Linked DNA regions of Homo sapiens: region 2 is linked to region 1. Evidence: read pairs that join two places in POLR2A ChIA-PET (ENCODE). Cell type or tissue: CD4-positive, alpha-beta T cell. All regions are shown on one strand. Links, peaks and the distances in the headings refer to the core of each region. The heading gives the core; the rest is flanking DNA.

Region 1 (10,124 bases), core at 2,943-5,442:
TTGTCAGCTAGTTGTTGAAAGACAAATCCAAACATTTATGAACAGCAAATGGCTCCGTCTCAGCAAATGGACCCACTGTGTTCTGTGATCACAGAATGATGAACCAAAAGTGACCGACCTCATTCTCTAACGAATTTTTTCACTGCCATAATGGTGCAAGTACTAAAACCTCTAAGTCCGAGCATAGCTTGCATTTTTACTGAACAGTTGCAACTTGCTTTTTCACCATGAAGTTTCTTGAGTATCTCTTACAATTGTATGTGATAAATTATTCTTTTTGCTAACATAGTATTAGCATAGAATAACATAATATTCCAGATTATGGATGTAGCCACACTTTTTTAGCCATTTCTCTATTGATGATCTAATAGTTGTTCTCAAATTTTTTTTTTTTTTTTTCTTTCTGAGATGGAGTCTCCCTCTGTCGACCAGGCTGGAGTGCAGTGGTGCGATCTCGGCTCACTGCAAGCTCCGCCTCCCAGGTTCATGCCATTCTCCTGCCTCAGCCTCCCGAGTAGCTGGGACTACAGGCGCCTGCCACCACGCCCGGCTAATTTTTTTGTATTTTTTTAGTAGAGACGGGGTTTTACCATGTTAGCCAGGATGGTCTCGCTCTCCTGACCTCGTGATCCTCCCGCCTCGGCCTCCCAAAGTGCTGGGATTACAGGCATCAGCTGCCGCACCCGGCCTGTTCTCAGATTTTTAACGCTACAGTAAATGTCTTTGTCCATGCCTCCTTGTGCACATGAGTAGGTATCACTCTAAGGTAGCAGTTAATAACTACAGCTAGCTGCTAAGCCAAATCATGCCTGCTGCTGTTTTGTTACAGCCTGCAAGCTAAGAAATGTTTTTACATTTTTAAGTGGTTGAAAAAAAATCACGATATGAATATTTGACACCAGAAAATTAGATAAAATTCAACTTTCAGTGTCCATAAATAAAATTTTATTAAAACACAGCCAAGCTAATTCATGTATGCATTGTCTGGGACTGCTTTCACACAATTGTGGTAGACTTGAGTTATCATGACAGACTGTAAAAAGTTTCACAAACTCTAAAATATTTACTCTTTGTCCCTTTACAGGAAAAGGTTACCGAAATCTGTTCTACTGAGTGTAGAATCAATAGGAAAAAATAGGATTTCTGTATCACAGCATTTAAAACAATTTTTTTAACAAACTGTCAAATGCCCTTTTATTGGTTGTATCAATTTATGGTTTATGAGAGAGAATACCTATTTCTCCTCTTCTTCACCAATATTTTTATCCTATGAATATTGACTTTTTTATGATCTTATGGGGAATTTTGTGATATTTTGCTGATTTATTTATTTAATTATTTGCCTTTTCAAAATTCTGATTAGATTGGCCATCTTGTTATGTTTATTGGGCCTTTATGTTTTTTCCACTATTTTATTAACTGCATCACATGCCTCTTAAAAGTAATAATTTAATAAGAATTAAGATAACATGTATTGAACAACTGTGTGGTAGGTACTATGCCAAATGATTCAAAAATATGTAAGCTATTATATATAATATATTTTACACTATAATTATAATTAATGGAATTAATATGTTATATATAATTATATTGTATGTAATAATAATATATAATAGTATTATATAATAATATCTTATATAAAAATCCCAAAGTAATTATTATTATTTTATAGATGAGGAAAGTGAGGCTCAGAGAAATCAAATCATTTACCCACTTTCACATAGCTAATCCATGATAGAGACTTTTTTTTTTTTTTTTAACTCAGGCGTTTGTCTTCAGTTTCTACCCTTCACTGCTAAACATTCTGTCTCTGAGCTTGATGTTGGATAGATATGTCCAGTGTAATATCAGTGGACAAGACTTTAAGTTAGGGATTCTCTTATTGATTCATATACTTGGTTGTCCAGCACCTGTGAATATTTTTAGACATCTAAGGATTTTTCAGAGTCTCAAGATATGATTACACTCTGTTTCTCTTTATTTTAAAAGGCCAAATCACATAATGCTTTTAGGAGAAGCTGTGGTTGCCAGGAAATCGTTTAATGATTGTCGTAGCTTCACAAAGGTTAGCAATCATGAGCTCAGTATCATTGAAATAAATGTATTATTGGAGTCAGAAACCCTCAGTTTACATTCTGGCTCTATAAATTATTTGGTACATGATCAACTACAGACAAGTTGCTTTGCTGAATCCCATTTTCTCATCACTTGAGTATTATTTTTTTAAATTGTTAAAAACTAAAGGGAGTACTTTTAAGAAGTGCCCAGCAGTACCTGGCACATAGTAAAACTTCAATTATCTCTATCAAAATCCATAAGAGATTATCCATCTGGGTTTTGCCATTTACAGGGTACCATGCCTTAACTAGGTATTTCTCAAACTGTGGTCCTTAATCTACCAGCATCAGAATGCCTGAGGATGCCTATTAAAGTGCACATTCCCGGGCCTCACTTCATCTGATTCCATCAGAAACTCTGAGGATGGCTCTGGTAATCTACACCATTAACAAGCTCCCAAATGATTTGGGGGAAGACTAAAGTTGAGAGCTACGAAACTATCAAAATTCTGGTAGCTTTCTATCTAACTTTTCAAATACTAATAAAGATTATCTTCCTTTGGAAGCCAGTTAAATGTTTCAAACCAGATGAGGTCAAGGGTATCTTCTTTACTTATAATTTAGATCATTCTTACAATAATTGCATGCTCACATCTTCTACTATTAACAGAAATGCCTTCCTTGCCGTAATCCTCAGAACGCTCTATGTTTGAAGGCAGATGCCACCTTTTGATCTCTTTTATCTTCTCTATTAAATATGCTCTGATAACATCAGGTTCTTTGGATGGTAGATACTGTGTTAATATAGCAATGCTTTGTAAAAAATATTGTTTGATTTTAGAGTTGGTTCTTTGTATTCCTTGATAAATTTGCTTTCAGGTTCTTAGCTTAGAAGAGGGAGTAATAGAGGTCCTTCCTTTGGCAAAGATAACAGTAGTGGTCATAGTTGTCTTGATCATTAGACTCACTCCAAGTCCTAGACAGGTTCTGAATTTGGCACTGATATTGTCACTGAGCATGTGTCAGGGTATCTAGAGCTTCCCTGCCTACTCTTCCAACCTCAGCTCAGGCCCCTTTCTGTCTCCTGCACTATGCTCTAGTCCGGTAATTCTGCAAAGTGTGCTTCCTAGTTCGGTGACATCAGCATCACCTGGGAACTTACTAGAAATGCAAGTTATCTGCCTGACTCCAGAACTACTGAATCAGACACTTTGGTGGGTGGGGCTCAGCAATCTAGTTTAACAAGCCCTCCATGTGATTCCAATATATGTTTAAGTTAGAGCTCCATCTAGATCCTAGAATTTGGATTCATAAAGGCGTTTCCTAACCACTGTATGTAAATGCATTTCTCTGTCATCCACCCGCCTATCATTCCAGTCTTTATCATTGTGCCTCATTTATTTCCTTCATATTCTATCACAATTTGTAGTTACATAGTTATTTCTGTTGTACTTGAATTTTGTCTGTTTTTCTGACTAGATTGTAAGCTTTGTAATTGCTAAAACCATAACTATTTTATTCACCAATATATCCCCTAACATGTAGCACAGTGCGTAGCATGTGGTAGTTATTAAATAAATATTTAAACAAATGGATGAGTGAATGGTCTGTTAATATGAAGTGACTGAGGTTATGTTTCTTCTGATCTGCATTTTTTGTGTGTTTGCTTTTTTGTTATTGACATGGACAACTACATACTACCAGTTTCACAGCTAATTTGTAAGCAGTTTAAAAGAATAATTTACAAGCCACATACACATACACACACACACACACACACACAGAGTTCCCTGCAGTCAACTTGCTTTGCAGCTTTCAAATCCAATGGCAATGCCTTTACCACTATAGACATTTCCATTTCAGAAGAGACAGTGGTCAATTTACCTAACATGCACTTATTGAGAAATGAACATGTGGTATATCAGGGTCTGGCAACCAGAAATGGAATTTGCATGGTACTTCTTAAGTAAGACCTTTAACTCTATTGGCCAAGTAACTCCTATGTTCTGAGCTACTTTCATTGTTAAAATCAGGGAAGTCGTTGCATGGTTCTCTGCCTTTCTTTTCTTAGTGTTTCTCTCCCTCTCTCTCTCCCTCTTACTCACCCTAACTCCATGTCTAGTCCTCTGTTCAACACCTGGCTCAGTTGTACAGTTTCTGAATTTATTAACTCTTTGATGTCTTTCCCTTCTATTTAATAAATTTTCCTTCTGACTAGTGCTTCAAATCTTTTCTCAAGGGCTGGTGAAAATTAATTGCTGTATGTAGCTAAAAGAATGTTCATTTGGTATGGACTCTTTTACCTTCTGTCAACATCAACAACATGTCTGAGAGTTAGATCTAGGTTTGTGTGTTAGTCCATTTTCACACTGCTATGAAGAACTGCCCGAGACTGTGTAATCTGTAAAGAAAAAGGGCTTAATTGACTCACAGTTCTGCATGGCTGGGGAGGCCTCAGGGAACTTACAATCATGGTGGAAGGGGAAGCAGGCACATCTTACATGGTGGCAGGTGAGAGAAAGCATGTGCAAACAGGAAAAACTACCACTTATAAAACCACCAGATCTCCTGATAACTTACTTATGATCACAAGAGCAGCATGGGGGAAACCCACCCCCATAATCCAATTACTTCCCTCCTTTGACACATGGGGATTACAGGTCTCTCCCTCCACATGGGGAAATTACAATTCAAAATGAGATTTAGGTGGGGACACAGAGCCAAACCATATCAGTTTGAGACTCTGCTCAGTCCCTTCCTAGGTGAGAAACCTTGAGTTACAGTTTGCCCATCTGCAAATGGGCTACCTCCTGGTATGGCTATGAGGAATGAAGTGAGATCTGCAGAGTACCTGGCTTTTCTTCGGTGGTCAATAAATGGCACTCTCACTTGACTAATACTGAGTACAATTCCAGTTATCTTGGGAGAGACTAGGAAATCTGCAGAGAGAGGGAAATGCGTAAGAGAGGCCACATTAAAAATAAAATTTAAATCCTGGCAGACAGAAGGGAGATGATGATTGTGAATCTCTAGGGACCTAAATGTGAAACTGGTCTTATTTATTTATTTTTGTCCTCATACACTATTGAGAAAATTATCTGCTAATGGACTATGAGGAACGCAAGCTAGTACATGCCTTTTCCCCCACCTTCCTCAAGATTTTTATTAAGGAAATGAAAATATACTGCCTTTGTTTTATTTACCTATGTATCTACTTACCTTTAGAGATGGGAGTCTCACTATGTTGCCCACGCTAGACTGAAACTCCTAGGCTCAAGCCATCCTCATGCTTCAGCTTCCTAAGTAGTTGAGACTACAGGTATGTGCCACCATGTCCTGTTTACTTTTTAAAACTTTCCAAGCTAAAACACTGCAGGTGTATTATCTTCTCTGAAGATAATACAGGTGAAAAAATGTTTCCCCCCACCCCAGGCAAGAGAAAATACTAGAGTAGACAATAAATACAAAGGTACCACTGAAAAATGATTTTTTAAAAAAACATGGGTTCTGACTTAACTTTTCTAAGAAGTCATCCAGCAGTTTTTCTAGAGAGAAAAGTCAGATTCATACCTCTTTGGGAATTGTTTCTACTAGATATTTCAGCATTGTCAGGTGGATCCAGCTCCAATATATTTGTGGCAGGACATTTACATCTTTTGTATTTTGTCCAAGATTATACAACATGTGAGGTTTGTTGAAAGCATTTTCTTTTTTGTTAACAACCATCTGGCACACTTTTTTGTGACCTAATCTAAAACACAATTTTAAGTTTTTACCCTGCCAATCACAAAATAGACCAACATCCTCCCTGTCATTTGCATGATGTGGGAAATAAACAACGTTCAGCTGAGAAGACACAATCCAGAAAGATCAGCCAATATATTGCCAGTAGGTCCAGAAATACAATATACATAGTAATTAGCTGTGGCTGTATGAACCCTACAACGTTTGGCAGTTCCTCAATGTTTTGTAAATGGCTTTTTCCCTGGGAGTCTGTTCTCCCCTAATGTAGGGTTACTGCCCTTCTAGACACATTAAGTGGATTATTTTTCTACTCAAGTAAGAGGAGGTTATAAAAAATAATGTGCCATTTTTCCCTACAATGAATGCTGTTTTCTTTGTTAATTTCCAAGTTGAAATAAGAAGAGTGTTTCTTCTTAATAGGAGTCAAAATGTCTTATTGAACAGACTGGGGAGACCCAAGTCATCAGATTTAAGAACTAGTTCAAGATTTTTCTAATATGTAAAGAATACTGGCATCAGTATCATGTAATTTTGGGTGCTTGAATCTTAGATCGTTCTATGATGGTGCAGACAGAAATCCTTTATGTGTATTTAACATATATAACATACCATTTTAGATATATAGGTATAAGGGGTTAATGCTTCTCCATCTCCTGTCAAATTTGTCTCCTTTACATTGACATTTGGCACACTACTCCAATTTTTCTATCTGCCTCAGGGCTCAAGAATTAATGGTCAAGAAGAAAGTACACATATTTTGCAAAGACCAAAACTTTAAGTTCTCTGTCTTATTACTCCATATAGGAAAGAGAAAGATCTTGGGCTGTGGTGTCTGTGTTTGCAGGAAGTCATTAAATAAGCAATATGAGAATGGAAGTGAGCTTGGATGTATAAACCTCTTAACATTTGAAAAATTAATTTTAGGGTCTTGAATCCTCTGTCCTACTTAATAGTTTTCCAGGGAAATTATTTAGCTAATTAATCTCTTATATTTTTAAAAATGAAATGAAGAATATACTGTTTATCTTACATATGGAAATTTGACTCTGCATTTTAAATACAATTTCATGAATAGTAGCCAGTATATATGTTAAGTAGTCACCCAGGAGGTGTTATTTGCTTATGCTAATTACTTTTCAAAGTAAAAAAATGCTGTGAATACTTTGGAAATTTATTTTTGGCAATTAAAATATTTAAAATCACGTATTACAATTCTTTTATCCACGATAAAACCTTGTGAGAATTTATTAATAATTGCTTGATGGGAATGAAATTAACCTGTGTCAGTCTTATAAATAAAAATCTCCAATGTAACCAGCTTGTCTGTCTTCTTTTCTCCTCTTTAGACATAGACTTTCTTTTCTTTAGTACCCTTAACTCCGGAGAGGCTTGCAATTATCCATACATTACCTGCCATCTTGTACCATCTGGATAACTTGCTCATCTATTCCTATTATCTTCTCAGTGGTTAATACCTCACCTAGCTTTGGCAGAAATGCCTGATACCTCCTTGCCTCTCTCTAGATGCAGCCAGTAAGCAGCATCAAAACGTGGCATCACTTTTTGTAACTTTTACCTATGCTTTCAGTTAAACAATAGCAGGTTCTTAGTATTCTGAATTATCCTGTATTTTGCTTCTGTTTCCTTAGATTTGTACTTCTTGCCAGAATTATTAAAATAAATCTGTTAGGGTGTTGTTTTTGTTCGATTTTCCCATTATTTAAGGTTGAATTTAGAAGCTTGCTTCATCTATAATACCCTATAAGCTTTTAAACAGATGGAATGCATATCTGGTTTTTGAGCCATAGCAAATATTCCTCATGCTCCTTCAAAGATACACCCAGGAGAAAATCTAAAGAAGGTTCGTGTAGCATGGGAGTATTGAGATTTGCTGAATGAATTGCATTGTTGTGAAAAATTGAGATTTTTGCATTGTATTTTGATGATAATCTGTCCCTTTCTTGATTAACTCCAAAATGACTTATTCTCTCAGGGAAGTATGACTTTAGATGTATTACTTTCAGCAAGAAAATGTTCAGCTTTTCAAATGGCTTGAGTAAACTGTAACTAGATCACTGACATCTTAGTCTATGGTTATTACAAGGTTAGTTGGCAAACCAAGTTCCTGTGGGGAAAAAAGTTAATACAAACATTCTAACAAATGTAATTTCTCATTACAGCTATAAATATCCAGAGTCCAAGGTTACAGATTCACAGTTAAAGTAAATCTTTCAATTTGTGCGATAGATCATTGCCAGCTCTGGTAAACCAAATGATGCCTATATTCAGCTTTACAAGAACACGAACTCCACAGATTGGTCTCAAATTTCACTTTACTTTAAATAGTCTTTAGACCTTTTCTTTCTTCTCTCTAAACAAAGGGTTATGATTACTCCAGGATTTATGTTTTCAGTAGTGCTTGGGTTAACAGTTTCTTTGCTTAGAAGTTTACCCCTAAATGCTCTGAACCTAATAGCCAATGCTTTAATTATAATTTTAATCAAGGCCAAGTAAAAGAACTTTGGGCTTATGATTTACTTTTGTAACATACACTATCATATTCAGTATTTACAAGAATCCAATGAAATCTGTACTCTCCTGTTTTGCTGAGAAGGAGACTGAGGATCAAATAAATAGTAAGGAACTTGCAGGAGTCACCCAACTCTTAAGCTGCAAAGTTGGCGTTTGAGCCCCCGAGTCTGACTCCAGACTCGAGTCCCTAAACTCTGTGCTACAGAATTTTTTGCTGTCATCTGCTGGAGGATATCCATTCTTTAATCTATGGCAATACTCATAAATTCTCTCAGGAAAGCCACTGGAATTATGGCTTTTGTTTTTTGTTTTTAAAAAAGTCTATTCCCTGATTATGGTAATTGATCTTTCCTTTGAGGGCAAGTGCCAGGATAGAACTTAATCAATATTAAAGTCATATTTCATTCTAATTTCTGTAGTATCTCCTATCACATTAGATCTTAGGAAATACCAAGTTGATAAGTAAATGATACACTTGGCCCAGATGACTGACCTTCATTTTCTGTTGTCAATTATTTCTCCTCTTAACCGTCAACATTTCTTTTCTCTCCCTGATTGTCTCTCCTAATCTCCTTTATTTTTGTCTTCTTGAGACATTCACTGATCTTTTTCCTTTCTTCTTTTTCCTCATCCTCTATCATTGATCAGTAAAGACCCTCAAATCTCATTGTTTTCACACATTTCTAGTACAGTCATTCCTTGCCCCACTGGGTTTTAGTGGACTTCTGGGGTGTCCACATCATGTTAATGTTGTGGACGCAGGTAGTTGTCCTAGTGGATGCCGGATAGACATATGTGGATTAGGAGTTGCAGGAGGGGTCTGACAATGGGACTTTGTTGGCATTAAATGTTCAAGTCTATGCCTGGAAGCTGAGTTTACCCTCAATTTGCATCTCAAGTCTCGGCTGAGGAAGTGTGTTGAAACTGGGCAGCACGTGCAGGGTGGTTAGTCCAGTGGGCCGTTACAACCTAGCACTTGTCCAGGCAGCTTCCTTGAAAAGAATGTTTATAGAATTAATGTGCCTGTGTGTTACACACATATAAACTGACCTATGTTTTCAAAAGTTACATGGTGAGTGCTGGTTGAAAAGACTTGAGGAAAATTTTCTCAGATAGCTTTAAAATGAGGCATGTGCTGTCATTGGTAGAGCCTTCGTTTAGTATGCAACTGATACTTGAAATATGACTTTCTCTGTTAGTGGCTTTAACAGGTTCCAGTAATGGTTGTGTGATACTCTTCATTTTATTAGGGTTCAACAGTTCATCAAAGGGAAGAGAAATGTAGGGGCTCCTATTTGAAAAATTTATGTGTGTTTATTTACACATAAATATGTACATTTGGGTCAGGTGCAGTGGCTCACATTTGTAATCCCAACACTTTGGGAGCCCAAGGTGGGCAGATCATTTGAGGTCAGGAATTTGAGGCCAGCCTGGTCAACATGGTGAAACCCTGTCTCGACTAAAAATACAAAAAATTTAGCCAGGCCTGGTGGCACACACTTGTAATCCCAGCTATTTGGGAGGCCGAGATAGGAGGATCGCTTGAACTGTGGAGGCGGGGGTTGCAGTGAGCTGAGATCATGCCACTGCACTCCAGCTTGGGCAACAATAAATAAAAATAAATAAAATTTAAAAAATATAGTATGTACATTTGCATATCCTATTCCCATTGAATATTATCTAAACTTGCCTATATTTCTTAACTCAGAAGTTACATGCATCCTCCTTAACAAGTGGGTGAGCTAGATAAATCTCAGGGGATTAAAAAAGATTCAATTACTTATCTTT
Region 2 (10,124 bases), core at 4,141-6,640, 360 kb after region 1:
ACAGGTGTTTCCTATCAATATAGGAAGACGGTCTTTCCCTGGTGCTGGCTGTGACAAATTATTATTTTAAAGAGAGTTAACAACCACCTGACCATCACCTGATGGTAGCGTGGCTTTCCTGGTGGGGGTGTTGGGAGGGCCCTCTCCTGCCCCATCACGCCTGACTACCTACCTACTGTAACATTTTCTTCGTTTTAGTTGCCTTGATTTTCTTACTCACTCGGTTCCTATGTTTTTAGAAGATCAACCTGTATTTGACCATCATGGCCTCTGAATACCATGACTCTCTGCCCAAGCTTTTGCCACTTGGTCTGTGTTTCCCAATTCACATTTCCCAGAACAATTAATATTTTGTTGTATTTTATCCAACATTTCGATGTCTCATTGTGAGGGGATTTTTACAAATCGATCATGTTATTTATCTTTTTTGGCCCTGAAAACATCCTCATAATCTTTCTTAACACAGTGTTGCTAGCTGTCACTATCAGTGGATTTGAGTTGGCATGCCTGGAGTAGATCATCTTTTGTGTCACTTTACAGCTAGTGGGAGTCAATTCTAAGAAAGAGCTTTGGAATCAGGGCAGATGTGGCATCTTTCAAAGGGAAAAGCAGGGAACATTTTTGTGTGATGGCAAACTACACATAACATAAAATTTAGCATGTTAACCATTTCTAACTGTGTCATTCAGTGGTACTGAGTACATTCACAATGTTGTGCAGTCATCACACTATCCAACTCCAGAAGTTTCTGTCATCTCAAATAGAAACTCTGTACACGGTCAGCACGGTGGCTCACGCCTGTAATCCCAACAGTGTGGGAGGCTGAGGCGGGCAGATCATGAGGTCAAGAGATCCAGACCATCCTGCCCAACATGGTGAAACCCCATCTCTACTAAAAATACAAAAATTAGCTGGGCATGTAATCCCAGCTACTCAGGAGGCTGAGGCAGGAGAATTGCTTGAACCCAGGAGGCGGAGATTGCAGTGAGCCGAGATCGAGTCGAGCCACTGCACTCCAGCCTGGTGACAGAGCGAGACTCTGTCTCAAAAAAAAAAAAAAAAAAAAAAAAAAAACACAACTCTGTACTCATTATACAATAACTCCCTATTCCCCGGACTACTTTCTCCCTCCCCCAGCCCCTGGTAATCTGTGTTCTACTTTTCTGTCTCTGTAAGCTTGCCTATTCTAGGTACCTCACAGAAGTGGAATTGTTACCAAAACACTAGGGGTTCGGTCTAGGTCCTGCTGTTTGCCGTGCAGAAAACCAGTCACTGAGATGATGAGTATTGCCAAGAAGAAGGGAGTTCAGTCTCAAATCCATTTCCCTGACCAAAACCAGACTATGTAAAACCAGGGGTTTATATAGCCAGGAAGAAATGTAATAATGTATAAGAAAACAGGAACTAGGGAGAGGCAAGGAAGCAATCCTGAGAATGAGGGGTCCAGCATCTCATTGTCAAAATGTGGTGATCTGGTGAGTTTCAGTTTGCCAATACTTTTTTTTTTTTTTCGAGAGGCCTGAAGGTCATTTCCTGAGGAAGGAACTCAGTTAAAACAAATATAAACTTCAAGCATTAAGACCACAAAGGTCAATTTCTACGTCTATCCAAAAAACTATCTATGGGATTATTGGGTTGGTTTCAGAATCACAATATCATCCTTTGTGACTGGCTTATTTCACTTAGCTTATGTTTTCAAGGTTCATTCATGTTGTAACGTGTCAGAATTTCATTTTCATGGCTGAGTAATATTCCATTGTATGGACCTACCACATATTTATCCAGAGGATAGCATTTTAAACTGGGCCTCTAAGCAGAGAGGCATGGAAGTGTTTGTTGGTGGCACATCAAAGCTCTGAAGCAACAGACCAGGCAGGGTTCACATTCCAGATTTTACTAGTATTCCACATATTAGTATATGACTTTTGGGATTTCATTTAACTCCCCTAGTCTACTTCTTTGGCGTCTGTCATATGGACATAATAATACCACTCAAAGTTTTGTGGTAAGGTTTATATGAAATAATGCATAGGATGTACCTGGCTTGGCTTCTAGTAGGTGTTCACAAAGTGAATCCCACTTCCCCCTTTATCACCCATTCTCCCACCCCCAGAAGTTCCACCCAGGACAAAGAATGAAGACATGCATAATAGTGGATGTGTTCCTCTTGGAGTGTGGGAGAGGCAGAAAAAAGCATCCCAAGTTCCCAGAGCTTGGATTTGAGAACTTTCAGGCAGGGATGGCAAGATCCCCAGACCAGGAAGAGTGGCCTCTGGGACCATTACCGCTCCATCTGTTCTGTGAATAAAGGTAGCTGGCTTTGGGGATCTGATTGATGTCATGAAAGGAAGGAAAACATGTTTTTCTGTCTGCTCTGCTGAAAACACCTTATCTAGGATAAAAGTATTGGCCCCTCTTTCAAACTGCTTTTGCTGTTTCCCATGAAGAAAACCTTTTTCATTTTGATAAAAAGCAATTTCTGTTTTCCTGCCAAGCCAGCAAAAAGTCTTTTGAGAAATGCTTCTGCTTTCCTGGTATCAGGGTGTAAAATCTGCATGACATGGAGACCGGTGGTGGCATCATTTCAGCAGCTGGCAAGGGAGTTGGCTGGAAGAACAACAGAGCAAAGCACACACCCTCCCGGGTAATGCACTTGAATCAATCAAAAGCGTATACTTGGAATCTAACTGCTGATGGTTTGGGTACATCTAAACTTGTAACACAATAAGGAGTGCAGAAGAGTTTCTCTTACAAAACTTACTGCAAACAATAGAATCGGGACAGGGTGGTGCAAATAGCAAAACAAAAGGAGCATTTTATTCTTCCCCCCTCCCCAATATATTAAATGGTTACTCTCAGGCAGAAAACCTTTTAGTTCCAAATAAATCTCAAGTAATAGAACCAGAAGCAAACCAAGCTTTCTAATCTACACCAAAATTTCTGGGAGAAATCTTCTACAGAATCCATTCCCTCTGTGTGTCTCTTAAGAGCTGTAGCCAAGAGAAACTTAAAGAAATAAGGCAGAAATATTGTACACTGAACCCCTGCCCTGCCAAACCTGACTCAGGAAGCCCTATGTATGGAAACTGCATAATGCTCTTGGCATTTGCAGAGCTGTGCTCTCAGATACCTTCCAGAAGAATGACAGTGTGTGAAGGGGGCAGGTCATGACTATTTTTTAAAGGACGTAAATGAGACTTGGTTGTGCCTGAAGCACTTCCACAACTTAAAGCTGGTATTTCACGTGTCTGGACATTATCCAAAATATTCATCTTGGCCAGCTGACAGGAATGTTTACTGAGTCCTTAGGAGCCACTTGTTTGGTACCTTCGAAGCTGCCTAGAAAGAGTTTGTGTTGCGTGGGAGTGGGGAGTGAGTGTAAGCTGCAGCATCAGCTCCGAGTTAGCCTTCCCGTTCCTCTAAGTGCTAGTTGTGTGACTGTTGGCAAGTCATTTAACCTCTCTGAGCTAAAGTTTGCATCCCTATAAAATGGTGAAAAATCTGGCCCTTCAACATGTTGGTTTCCAGGATTGAATGGAATCAAAAAGCTTTCTCTAAATGCCTTGTACACTGGTTGCCACGTGGCCAGTGCCTAGAAAATGTTGGTTTCCTCTCTTCTTTCTTCATTGTTTGCAATACAGTTTTTCTTGGTGCAAGTGCTAAAGCAATTAAGCTCTGAACTGCACCATCTTTATGACACAGAAATTGGCTGAGAGCCTCAGAAATAAATCTGAGAATTGGAAAAAAAAAAAAAAAGAAAGTCCATCACCATACATTTGTCAGTTGGCATCTCCTTGCTTTTTCTAGTTAGAGTCTTTCATAGTAGAGTGCTTATTTCTTTTTCTCATCCATGTATGTAGGACAGTGTTTGACAGGCATTTTTATGTGTGTGGTAGTATGGGGAAAGTGACAAAAAGAGGCCCACTCTAGATGTCACTTCCCTGTACTGCAAGCTGGAGTTGACAATGAAATCCCTCCTGAAGAACCCCAGTGGTGTTTTGGAGCATCTCAGCATCAAGAGGAGGGAGAGGCACTGAGCAGTCAAGGGTACCCTTCTTGCCATGTGAGAAAAGTATATGAGGTGTAGCAAAAAGATAGGAGGCCACGCTTTGGAATGGGGGTAGTTTATTTCTTTTTAGTTCTGTGAAAAATCATATAATGACAGGGTATTTTTTTTCCTGTGTTGGGCAACTGTCCTCTCTAGACAAACACGCAACCCACACACAGATCAGTGGGAGTTTGGAGTATACAGCAAAGGTAGCCATTCCCACTTCATTAATTTCTTAATGTAAAATGTAAACAAAAATAAAACACAAATTTCTCACCAGTGATAGTGATGAAATGCTATTATTATTGCGGAGGCTAAGGATGATATTTAAACATTTCTACCCAAAAATTTAGTGTAGAAAGAGATCTGAAGGTATAAACAACAGTAACCACCACCACCAACACAACAAAGAAAATGATGTAGAATTTGTTGATTCTTTTCCTGTGCTTAACCCAGCACCTAACATCTAGTAGTTCTCTATCTAATAAATGCTGTGTTGGGTATTATTAATAAGCAGATCAGGCAGAAGTGTTGCCATGTTCTCAGTATTATCTATAGGGAAAATAATGCGCTGCTGTTAAGAGGCTGAAAGAACTTCCTAGCTCCATCATTATGATAGAGTTCTGGATAATTTGAAAACCCTGGTGCTCATTGACAAGTGTGTGCTTGGGTTGGGATGGGAGTGGTACATCAGAGCAATGCCACTTCATTGGCAACAGGATCACAGGGTGCATTTACATTTGTCAGTAGAAGCTATGTTTTGTTTTGTTTTGTTTTTCTAATCTGACCTCAACGCTTTCATTTATCTCACACACATAAAGTGTTTTCCAGGTTCTGTATTAGAAGTTTTTAACTTTGTGCTTGAAAATAGTTTTACACTCTGTAACCGTTTTTCTTTCTTTTGCTCTCACCTGTCCTTATTTCTTTCCAGTAATTGTTTGCAAACTTATCATTTAGTTCTCTGAAGAAATTTGAATCTAATCCAAAACTTTAAAAAATTCTATGATTAAAACAGGAAAATAATTCATATGTAAAGTTAAACTGATTTTTTTCCTATCATAGCTCATATTTAGAAATGTTTTTGATGATTGAGCAAAATTATTAAATTTGTTCTCCTCTCAATAAATATGTGTGATTTTTCTTTTCCAGAGTAATCACTTGGAAGAATACAATATATATGGCTTCTGATTTACATTTGAAGCATACTCTGAGTAGGGTTGTGGATAGATTTATAAGCATGTTGAAAGAATTCGCATATGTCTGTCTGTATATTTTTAAGAAAATGTTGTTTCTCTATTGAACGTTTGGAGTTTTTTAATCCTGTGAACATCATGTGAGGTTATATGAGGAAAGGACTCTTTGAAGGTGGTAAAGTGATGAGATGAAGTAGTAAGAAATGGAGAGGACCACAAGGAGGCACAGCCAAAGTGCCTTAGGTATGACTCAGATATGACTTGCAGGAAAGCAAAAAAGCGGGGGTGGGGGATGTCTTCAAATGATAGACTCAATTTCTTTCCATCTTTTGGTATCTCTTAAGAGATTTTTTTATAAGGCATTAATGTTGATAGAGTTCTTTCATCCTTGTGACCTTTCCTTTCCAACTTGTGTGGCTCTTTCTCTCTGAAGGCAATGTGTTTTGCCATAGCCAGTTCACATGACGAACAATAACATGTCTAGGCAAAATGCATGTCTTGGAAGCACCAGAGAAAATACTAACTTAAGATTTCCATTATATGATAAAAATTTGTTGAGTATCTCGTATGTGACAGACATTTTGCTAAGGGCTAGGGACACAAAGATGCAAAAGGCAGAAGTCTCTGACATAATGGTGAGGGCAACAGTTTAGAAGTGAAAGAATAAAATGTTTATGGACTGACATATATATATGTATCTAGAGAGAAAATAATTGGGATAGCCTACTTTAGGTGGTGTGGTTAGGGAAGGCCTCTCTATGGAGGTGACATCTAAACTGGTATTTGAAAGAAGAGAAGAAACCAACCACGCTAAGAAAGAGGGAAAACACATTCTAAATGGAAAGAAGATACAGAAGCCAAGGTGCTAAGATGGGATGGAGCTTGGCATTCTTATTCTCATTCTCACTGGTCAGCATGCCTGAAGCATGGGGAACAATGCAGAGCTCACACTAAGATGAAAGCCAGAGAAAATATAATACTGAAGACTCTATTTTAAGTGTAATTTTATATTTTAAGTGCTTTGGGCTGGCAGGTTTAACTGCCATAAATTTGACTTTCTGATAAATAACACATACTTTGTTAGTGTAAGTTACATTGCAAATATTACGCGGGACATACTTATACTAAGAAAAAATTATATGTGTAATATATACTTATATATTTTATATACTATTTATATTATATATAATATATATTTATATACACTATGTATATATATTTTAGACATACTTTTTCCCATCCCATCCTAGATGGGATGCCCCTGGTGGCTTTAAATGTGGCAGTACAGTGATCTGATTCCTGTTTGTAAAAGATCAGGTGGTTTGGTTTCCTGTCTGGCTGCTACTTTCTGATTCCCAGGAAAAGGCAGGAGCACTCTAGCCAGTTCACAATGTTTATGACAGATCGATTTCTAGGATTCCCTCTTTTCCCTCCTACTGTTTTCAGATGAGCTGCCTACTGGTAAAAGAAAAACTGTAGACAAGTTTAATTTAACAGAGTTTGACCAAAGAGCAGTCAACTAATCGGGCAGCCCTCAGAATGAGTTACCAAGAAGTACATTTGCCAAAGATTCTAAGGACTCTAGGATTCCCTTTAGTACATGACCTGTGTTGGTGGCTAGGGATTCTAGAGTTTGAGTCTAGTTTTTCAGGGTGTACTCGTGATAGGCAAAGCTGCCCCAGGATGCCACTCGTTCTATTGCTGCTCTGATTCCTGCTAGAATTAATGCTGTTGCTTGTTTATTTCTGGTGTTCTTGGTTCTTATGGGATTATAGACTGTGACCCCTAGAGAAGCAAGAGTGGCCATCCTACATTCACCTCTGTTCCAAGTTTTTTATATACAAGGGAAAGCCACTCCTAAAAACAAGTGGCTCATGGGGTAGTCAAGAGTGAATATGGGGTATGACTTTTCCCCATTAATGGCCACAAACAAAAATTAGTCCAGTTGGGGTGCAAATAGAGGCTCCACAACATCTGATATCTATCCATTGCTGCCAAATTGGGTCTGTAGAGATATTCTTGCCCTGTTCCAATGGAGATACCCAACCAATCTTTGTTTCACAGAGTGGGTCAGTACTCCTACCTTCCCAGATTAGGCAGTTGTTTTGTTTGTTTGTTTTATTTTTTTCCTGTATGTTGTTATCTGAGAGAAGTCACCATATATGGTTTGTTTCCTTGCTCACAAGTAGAATCCTGTATACACTGTTACAGCCTTGGGGACTTGGCAGCTTAGAGTTGGATCAAAGCATTGAAGGGAAACCTCCACTTTTGTGTCATTAATACACAGTGGGTGCAAAATATAGAATCATTAATGCACTACAGATATAGATACTCAGATTTCCAGGTTCAGTTAATAGCAGTTGAGGGTGAGGGGTTCAGGTAGAATCTATTAAGTGCTGGAGAGATAAAGTGGCATGGCACCAGTGGTGGGCATATCTTACGGAAATGTACTTCCACTCTGTCCCTGTTCTAGGTAGTCTTTGATTTGATCTGGTGTCCGAGCCCTGCCTCCTCAGTCAAATCCTGCCTCCTCCTTAAGTTATGTCTAGGTGTTCACCTTATTTGGTCATGGTCTGATCAGTTGGCAGCCTGTGATTGGCTGAAGCTCAGCTGCTGTTACAAAAAAAAAAAAAAAAAGCATCCTAAATTAGGCTTTCGGTGTGTTTAATAGACTAAGTTAGGTTAGGCTGCAGTTCCTTAGGTAGGGACTCAAATTACGGAGACAGCCTCAGGCTAAATTTAATTTTTTTAACACTATGCATTTTTGTGAGTCTCCGCCTAAACATGACTCCTGCTGAGAGGCCCAACCTTCCCCTACCTCAAAGGCCCCATTAGGTACCCTCCTGTTATGCAGACCAGAAGCTCCCTACTTCCTTACTTTAGCAGAGCATTGATGCCCCGTGTTATAATTACTTCTCCTTTGCTGTCCCCTCTAGAATAGGAACCCTCTGAGGACACAAACTGTGGCCTTTCCCTTGATTATCTTCCATGTAGCCCAGGACCTGAAACAGTGGACAAGCTCAATGACTGTTGATTGAATGCATGAATTAATGGAGGCCTCTTTAGAGTAATCCCCTGGGCCTTACACCACATTCTCTTCTCTGAGTCTGATTTCTGGAATATCACTTGCTAAGGGGCGTATTTATTGAGCACTCCCAGCTCTCAGGTGCCATGAAAAATCTTGGAGATGCCTGGATCTAGGTCTCTGTCCGTAAGGAGCTCATAAACTAGTTGAGAATATGAGATAACCCAGAAAAAGATGGTGAGCAAAGCCATGAAAAATACAATGAAGTTTTTGAATAGAGAGTAGAATCTGTGAGACTCGGGGATCCTGCGCCTGGATTCTGTGGACTGCATAAGGATACATGAAAGGGCTTGCAGTAGAGGTCTGGGAACAGCCTGAAATTATATATATAGTATTTTATGCACATACATTCTTTCAGTAAGAAAGTCTTCAGTTTTGTTCAGATTCTCAAATGGCAAGTACCTAAGCCTAGGATGTTGGCAACCATCTGCTGCTCTAAGTGCTATAGGGCTTCATGATGGACTGAAGATCCAAATATGGAAGGCGAAACTATAAACCAAGAGTAGAAAAGATGAAATTTCTTCACAATTTCTTACTAGGGTAGAATTTCTTGAAATAATAAAGGTAAAATTTAAGGAATTTAATTATAATTAAAGATTTGTGTTCAATGAAATAAACTATGGGAAAAATGAACAAAGTACAAGCTAAGAAAATATTGGAGATACGTATAATAGCTGAAAAATTACGTCTAACAGTGGACAAGAGATTTATACTGGGAATATATCTTTTTACTTCTACTAATTGGTAAATAAAAGATGTGAATTCAAAATTTTTAATAAGCAAAGATATAAATGGGCAGTTTACGAAAGGGGAACTTTGAATGGCTAATATGTACACTTTCAGTATTCTGAGACATGAATATTTAAATAAGAAACACTGCTCTATAACCACCAAGTTGACCAAAAGCAACAAGAAAGATCATAATAAGTATTAGTGAGGATGCATAAAAACAGGAATTTGGAGGGTTGTTTGATATGGTAAAGAATTAGAAACAATCTATTTGCCTGCTGATAAGAGAATGAAGTAAAATTATTATTTATGCTTATTATAGAATACTTGTAGTAGTTAGAGGAATTAAAACCTAGATCACCCCTGTCTGGTAGAAGTATAATGTGAACCACATGTGTAATTTAAAGATTTTTAGTAGCCACACAAAAAAGTACCAAGAAAATTTATTTTTACTTTTTTAAATTTAAAGAATTAGGTGATCATGTTAATGCTGTATTTTATTTAATATATGTAAAGTAGTATTTCAGTATATCATCAACATAAAACTTACTGATATGTTTTACATTCCTATTTTGTACTATTTTCAGTATCTGATGTGTATTTTATAGTACATCTTAAATCAGAGGCTAAATTTTCATTGGAACTGATTGATTCATATTTAAGTTTTATAAAATGTACAACTGAAAAAAGAAGATTCATCAAGATATTCCAAAAATATTTAAAAGTATTCTCATAATTAAGATACAGGTTTTCAAATTTAAATTAAAGATAAATTAAAATTACAAATTTAGTTTTCCACTTGCATGAGCCGTATTTCAAATGCCCGGTAGCTGCATGTGGCTAGTGGCTACTATGTTTAACAGCTTAGATCCAGAGGTACACATACATATTCTGGTGGTTTTCAAAAGCATAATGATGTAAACAAATAGAAGAAGAACATAATTTGTAGTGAAATATCATTTAAATAAGTTGAGCATAAAACCCCAGTATTTTATTTTTCATAAAAACACAGCTATGCGTTAAAGTACAGGAAAATATTAGGGAAAAGTAAGCCTATGTCTATAGGGTG

What was found. Peaks named below come from ENCODE experiments on the same cell type or tissue, not always from the same donor. Only the 100,000 strongest peaks of a DNase experiment are listed, where the experiment ranks them.
Region 2: POLR2A ChIA-PET joins it to region 1 with 6 read pairs; 2 of 35 experiments call an interaction of 5 or more read pairs at or near these places.

Annotation. Positions count from the first base shown.
Region 1 is chr3:60,407,370-60,417,493 of GRCh38, reverse strand. All of the region lies in intron 5 of FHIT (fragile histidine triad diadenosine triphosphatase), which reads left to right. Among named protein-coding and RNA genes, the nearest start is that of MIR548BB, 210 kb to the left of the region's middle. In CD4-positive, alpha-beta T cell, for the core only: no CTCF peak of the experiment used is centred there; no DNase peak of the experiment used is centred there.
Region 2 is chr3:60,049,081-60,059,204 of GRCh38, reverse strand. All of the region lies in intron 5 of FHIT (fragile histidine triad diadenosine triphosphatase), which reads left to right. Among named protein-coding and RNA genes, the nearest start is that of MIR548BB, 560 kb to the left of the region's middle. RefSeq lists a silencer at 3,984-4,187. In CD4-positive, alpha-beta T cell, for the core only: no CTCF peak of the experiment used is centred there; a DNase peak (open chromatin) is centred at 5,494.